Linked DNA regions of Homo sapiens: region 1 is linked to region 2. A link is a contact called in ENCODE Hi-C or POLR2A ChIA-PET data. All regions are on one chromosome and are shown on one strand. The core of a region is the stretch at or near the end of the contact, and the rest is flanking DNA. Distances in the headings are between cores, read along the strand shown. Region 1 overlaps DPH5 (diphthamide biosynthesis 5). Region 2 has its middle 40 kb from the start of LINC01307.

Region 1 (2,920 bases), core at 191-2,690, 290 kb before region 2:
CTTCTATTGCAATAGAAAACAGCCGTCTCTGTTCAGCTTCTTGAGCCTTCCAACTGTGGCTTTCCACCAAGGTCCTTGGAGTCTTCCCGGGGCATGCACGGTTTGAGAGTTAGCTAAGGATTTAAGGAGAGATCATATGCAGACAGGAAGCCTCCTCCATTTCTGACACCTTCATTTCTAGGATCTGCTGCTTTAATTTTCAGTTCTTCTAGCGGCCTTTAATTCCATCCTAACACCTCAAGCCAGTAAGATTGCAACTTTCTCTTGAGTTCTAGCCACGCCTTACCACACAGTCTGGGAAAGACCGAAGGGGAAAAACCATATATAGTTCACAGCTGGTTTCAGTGACTCCCTAGAGTTTTTAGACCATTGTTTATTATATTTTGTCCACAGTTTATAATTGGGAGGGTTTGTACATTACAAGCTATTACACCATTACCAAAACCAGAAGTCCTTCATTATATAGTTCTTAAATGTTTAGTTTAACATATGAGAAGAAAATAATATACAACTGGTATTTAAATGTACTTGGCTCTCTCCCCTTCTGTGTCTAACAGATTGAAAATGAGGCCAGGCATAGTGGCTCATGCCTGTAATCCCAGCACTTTGGGAGGCCAAGGTGGGTGGATCACTTGAGGTCAGGAGTTCAAGACCAGCCTGGCCAACATGGCGAAACCCCATCTCTACACACACACACACAAAATAGCCAGGTGTGGTGCCGCCACATGACTGTAATCCCAGCTACTCGGGAGGCTGAGGCAGGATAATCGCTTGAACCTGGGAGGCAGAGGTTGCAGTGAGCCAAGATTGCACCACTACACTCTAGCCTGGGCTACAGAGTGAGACTGTGTCTCAAAAATAAATAAATAAATAAATAAAAAATAATAAAGAAAAAAGAGATGTTTCATATATATATAAATATTTCTTATCTCAAATGAAGTAAAATAAGTCAAATAATCTTTAGCTAATTGATGATCCCAGGGAATAGGGAAATCTGTTCAAATTTCAATGAATTTACTAAGTAAAGAGCTCAGAAAAATTGGTTAGGCCATGGAAATACTTAGAGTTGAACCAACTGAACTAGGATATAAGAAAGCTATTTCTATTCAGAACTGAAACTCTTTGAAATGAAATATAATAAATGGAGTGTTATTTAATACTAGTAAGAAGAGTGTGACTACTCGCACATATACAATGGCATATTAACTGAATTAAGTTATATGGCATATCTTGACTAATCCATTGTTGCCTTAAAACTTACATTTTTAAAAATTTTATTTTGTAGTCAGCAAGTTTTCCATTTGTCTGCTTGGATGTGAAAGATGCTATTTAAAACCAAACAGCAACTGTACAAGGCTGGCTGAACATTTATAATTAAACAATCTTATAACCTCCAAAATACAGCAGAGTATGAGCCACGTAATTAGGATGTCAGCTAACCAAGACAGTGAATTCAGAAGAATGTCATTTTGTGGCATGTGCTCAGCTGAGCTTTAAGTCAGACTGCTGGATGGAAATGTAATCTTTCTACCTTTGTTTATATACACTAATACCAGCTGCTGTCAGGACAACTCCTCATGCAGTAGGGACAGCTAACTTTTTTAAAAAGAAGAAAATTATAAACATATTTTGTGAACATTTACTAATCTTTTATTTGCTTTTCTTGGCACTCATAACATTTTTTACCCTTTAAAACAGATTCAAGTGATTCAAATTCCAGTTACCTCTAAGTTATATTCTGTTAACAACCACCTTGTATAAATTGGTTTCATAAATAAAAACTGCTCTTAAATGATTCTGTCAGTGGATGTCTATCCACAAGCTTTCCAGCCTGGTCTGCTTTATGTGTACATCCTGAAAATTTGCCAAAATAGCAGCAACAACTGATGATATCATAGGGAAAAAACTCACTGCCACAAGAAACCAAGCATTGTTGAGTCAACTTCTTTTTGGTCACTTGTTTTATACTTACTAGATAAGCCAAAAGACCTGTTTGTTACACAAACATGCATGCATCCAGGTATTAATCCATTCTCACACTGCTATGAAGAAATACCCGAGACTGGGTAATTATAAAAGAGGTTTAATTTTCGACTCACAGTTCCACATGGCTGGGAAGGCCTCAGGAAACTTAACAATCACGGTGGAAGGCACCTCTTCACAGGGCGGCAAGAGTGAGAATGAGAGCCAGTAGGGGAAATGCCAGGCACTTATAAAACCATCAGATCTCATGAAAGCTCACTATCATGAGAATAGCATGAGGGAAACTGCCCCCATGATTCAATTACCTACCACAACACCTGGGAATTATGAGGATTAAAATTCAAGATGAGACTTGGGTGGGGATACATCCAAACCATATCAATCCATATATGGCTGAAATTTACATCAGACAATGGTAAATATCTATGTTCAAAGTCCATTGATGCTTTGAGATTCTGAGCTATTTTCTGGTATGGAAAACAGACTTAGCATCTCCATCTCCATTGGATGTATGCTGCCTCCTGTGATGATCAAGGAATGCAATGGTTCTCCCAAGTCCACAGTGCACATTTGCCTTAAAGTGCCTGCTGCAATTTTCTGGTCGTCGGCTCCAACCCTGGCTAAGCCAACACAAAGTGTCTCCTCGGTAACTGCTATTAAAAAAAAAAGATACTGCTATTCAATTCAGCAAATGCATCATCCATCCAACAGTCAAACAAACATTAGTACCACAAGTACATTTCAAGAAGCCCCAAATATCTTAAATCTCTTTTGCCACTTATGGACCAGTTATCCATTAATTCATCCAAGGGATTTTCTAAATCATTTGTATTACCTAATATAAAAGAGTACTTCCAAACTTTACCCTTTCAGAATTACAAAGGCTTACACTAAGCTTTTAGGACTTGACAAGCTATACTTACACTCTACAATTGCA
Region 2 (2,839 bases), core at 262-2,761:
AATGTATTCTCCGCTCTGTTGCCAGAGAAATCTTTCTTAAATGCAAACTTGTTTGTGACACTTGTGTACTTAAAACCCTTCAATGGCCCCCACTTTCTCCTAGATAAAGTCCAAACTCCTTCACAGGGGGCCTGGCTTTGCTGATCCTCGCCAGCTTTATTTCCTTCTAGGTTCCAGTTTTGCTGAGTCCCGAGTAGTTGCATACGTGAGCCACGTTCTCACATCACGACTTTGTATGTGCTGTTCTGCAGTCCCTGTTGCTCTCTGGCCCTCTTCTCTCCCTCCTCGCCCCGTCTCACACACAGGCATTCTCTTGGCCTGGCTAATCTCTACTGATCCTTTAAACAAGAACTTCCAAGGGATATGAGAATAGAGGTGGGATTTGTAAGATTTTATTGTTTCAGATTTAGAAGTTGGATAGGTGGAGAGGAGCAGGGAAGACCATGCAGTAGGGATTAGGGAGCAGAATTATGGAGATCATTTAGAAGGCTGTTGCCAGACCTGTGGTGAAAATTGCCTGGGAGTGAGGCAAGGAAAATAAGGGATGTGGTGTGGAGAAAAGCTTCCCCCTAAAGCAGTATTGGTGGCCCCTGGCAATCAATCACAGGTGGAGTGATTGATTCTGAGCAAAGAGGTAATGCAACATGGTAAACAGAGACAGTTCCTACAGACAGACTTTTCTGGGGTGCTTTGGCAGTGGCCAAAGGCCTTGGAAGACTTGGAAGAAGGACTTCCCACTTTGGCTGCTGAAGTACTCCTGTCTCTGAAGGGCTTGAAAGCACTACTATTAAGCAAGGAATGGCTACTGCTAGCCTGGGAAAATGGTGGTGGGCTTGGCAAGTTGCAGGAGGCAATTAAATTGTATCCATCCCCTCCTCCCACACGCTCTGAGTTTGGAGGCTGTGGACCGCAAGGATGTCAGCTCTAAAAACATTTGACAGCCCTGGGGAGAGTCTCTGGTTCTTCCTTATCCATGACAGGCAAGGCAGACCACAGGTCACAGTTTCTCCCTGGCCTCTGTTAGCCTCTGATAAGCAAAACCTTCGGTGGGGAGAAATTGTTCTACTTTTTTACTTACTCAGATATAGTGAAATGTGTGCTTTTTCCCACTTCTGGGAAGCTAAGATTTATTAGAATCTGCAGATTGCTTCCTTCAAGTAAACATTATATAAAAGGGTCCTAGTTTCCTAGTGGGAGTTTAGTTTGTAGGCTAGTTCTACAAAGAGATAAATAGGGGTTTGTCCATTGTGTGCTCTCCAAATGCTCTATAAAGATTAACTCATTAATCCTCAGCCTCCTTGTGAGGATTGTTATCCTTCTTTTTCAGCCGTGGAATTGGGACGAAGTGCTGCACGGAGGGGCCTTGCCCAAGGCTACGCAGCTGGTAGACGGGGAAATGAGGCGGTTGCCGGCCGCCTCGCAGGCAGCTTTCCCTGTGAGGAAGGAGGTGCCTCGGGCCTCTGAAGAGGTAGCTGGGATAGCCTGAAATGAGCTGCTGAAAGCCCACGCTTCAGAAAGACAAAAAGCAAGCAAAACACACTGATGTGGTTGACACTCGCTGAGGATGTGCGATAACACAGACAGTGCCCGGGTTGAAGTGGGCCTTCCAGAGTTCCGTGGCAGCCGTGAAAGGAAAGTTAAATGAATAATGGCAATAACATTGTAAAGGAATGCTTCAGTACCTGAAATGTAAAGTGCATGAATGCTTACCAAAATTTGTCGTATTGTTATACTATTGCCTTATGTTTGTACGGTGCTTTCCAGTTCTGAAAGTGCTTTCACATGTTAAATGATTTGCTCACAATAGTTTTTCAAAGCAAATAGGTAGATATGGGTGGAATGACGTCTCCCCCTTCCCAAATTCATGTGTTGAAACTCTAAGCCCCAGTACTTCAGAATGTGACTGTATTGGGACACAGGGCCTTTAAAGACTTGAACAAGCTAAAATAAGGCCCTTAGCGTGGCCCTAATTCAATCTGACCAGTCCTTAGCAGAAGAGGAAATGAGAACACACAGATAGACAGCAGAGGTGCCAACATAACAGAGGAAAGGCCACGTGAAGACACAGCAAGGAGGTGGCCGTCTCCAAGCCAAGGAGAGAGGAGAAACCAAACCCGCTGACACCTTGATCTTGGACTTCCAGCTTCCAGAGCTGCAAGAAATAAATTTCTGTTGTTTAAACCACTCAATCTGTCATCTTTTGTTATGGCAGCCCTAGCAAACTAATATAGTAGACCATTTTGGAACACCTTTAAACATGTTAGAAATACTCATTTCTAACTAGAAAATATTAGTCACATAACAATTAGTTACATAACTTCCATACTGTCTCAGTAATAATAATATTAAAGATGACTCACACCTACTGAGCCTTCACCGTGTGCCAGACACCATGTAAATGTCCTACTTCATTTAATCCTCATAAAATGCCTCCAAATAAACAAATAGGGAAGAAGAAATAGCTCTTCCTTACAGTAGAATTTCAGTTGATACATGTAGAAGGAATCAGAAAAATAGAAGATTAATATTTGGCAAATGCCATAGTAGTAATTGCTGTAGGCAAGCCCCATGGATGGATACTATAATTAGTTGGTGAAAGTATGAGAAATAGAATATTTGTATAGTCTCAAAGTATCTCCCTAAAAGATATTTACTAATTACAAAGGGAAAAAATAGTAAGCTTAACAGTGGAGAAACCCAACATACATCACTTTAACCAAGTGGTCAAGAATAACCTCATCAATAATAGGACATACCAAGATCATGTACCTCCAGATATGATGCACTGAGAAGGGCACAATATCCTATTTGTGCCATTCTTGCCAAAAATGCATAACTT

What was found. Hi-C counts contacts between places; a loop is a spot of excess contacts on that map. ChIA-PET counts read pairs that join two places held with the same protein, here RNA polymerase II (POLR2A). Pooled maps may share reads with other maps.
Region 1: a loop to region 2 is called in a map with no recorded cell type, with 2.3 times the contacts of the local background. The contact joins two enhancer-like sites. A Hi-C loop is called at or near these places in 2 of 37 single-sample maps with no recorded cell type and 3 of 50 pooled maps. POLR2A ChIA-PET finds 5 or more read pairs at or near these places in 2 of 52 experiments (AG04450 and T-cell).

What each region holds. Positions count from the first base shown.
Region 1 is chr1:100,987,996-100,990,915 of GRCh38, forward strand. DPH5 (diphthamide biosynthesis 5) reads right to left here. Exons shown (of 8, transcript NM_015958.3): 8 at 1,628-2,636. The coding sequence ends at 2,413. It also overlaps a transcript of SLC30A7 not described here. Among named protein-coding and RNA genes, the nearest start is that of DPH5, 36 kb to the right of the region's middle. Within about 2 kb of position 1,441, at least 2 of the 41 ENCODE cell types and tissues checked have a DNase peak (open chromatin) inside an H3K27ac peak, as active enhancers do.
Region 2 is chr1:101,282,705-101,285,543 of GRCh38, forward strand. No RefSeq gene overlaps it. Among named protein-coding and RNA genes, the nearest start is that of LINC01307, 40 kb to the right of the region's middle. Within about 2 kb of position 1,512, at least 3 of the 41 ENCODE cell types and tissues checked have a DNase peak (open chromatin) inside an H3K27ac peak, as active enhancers do.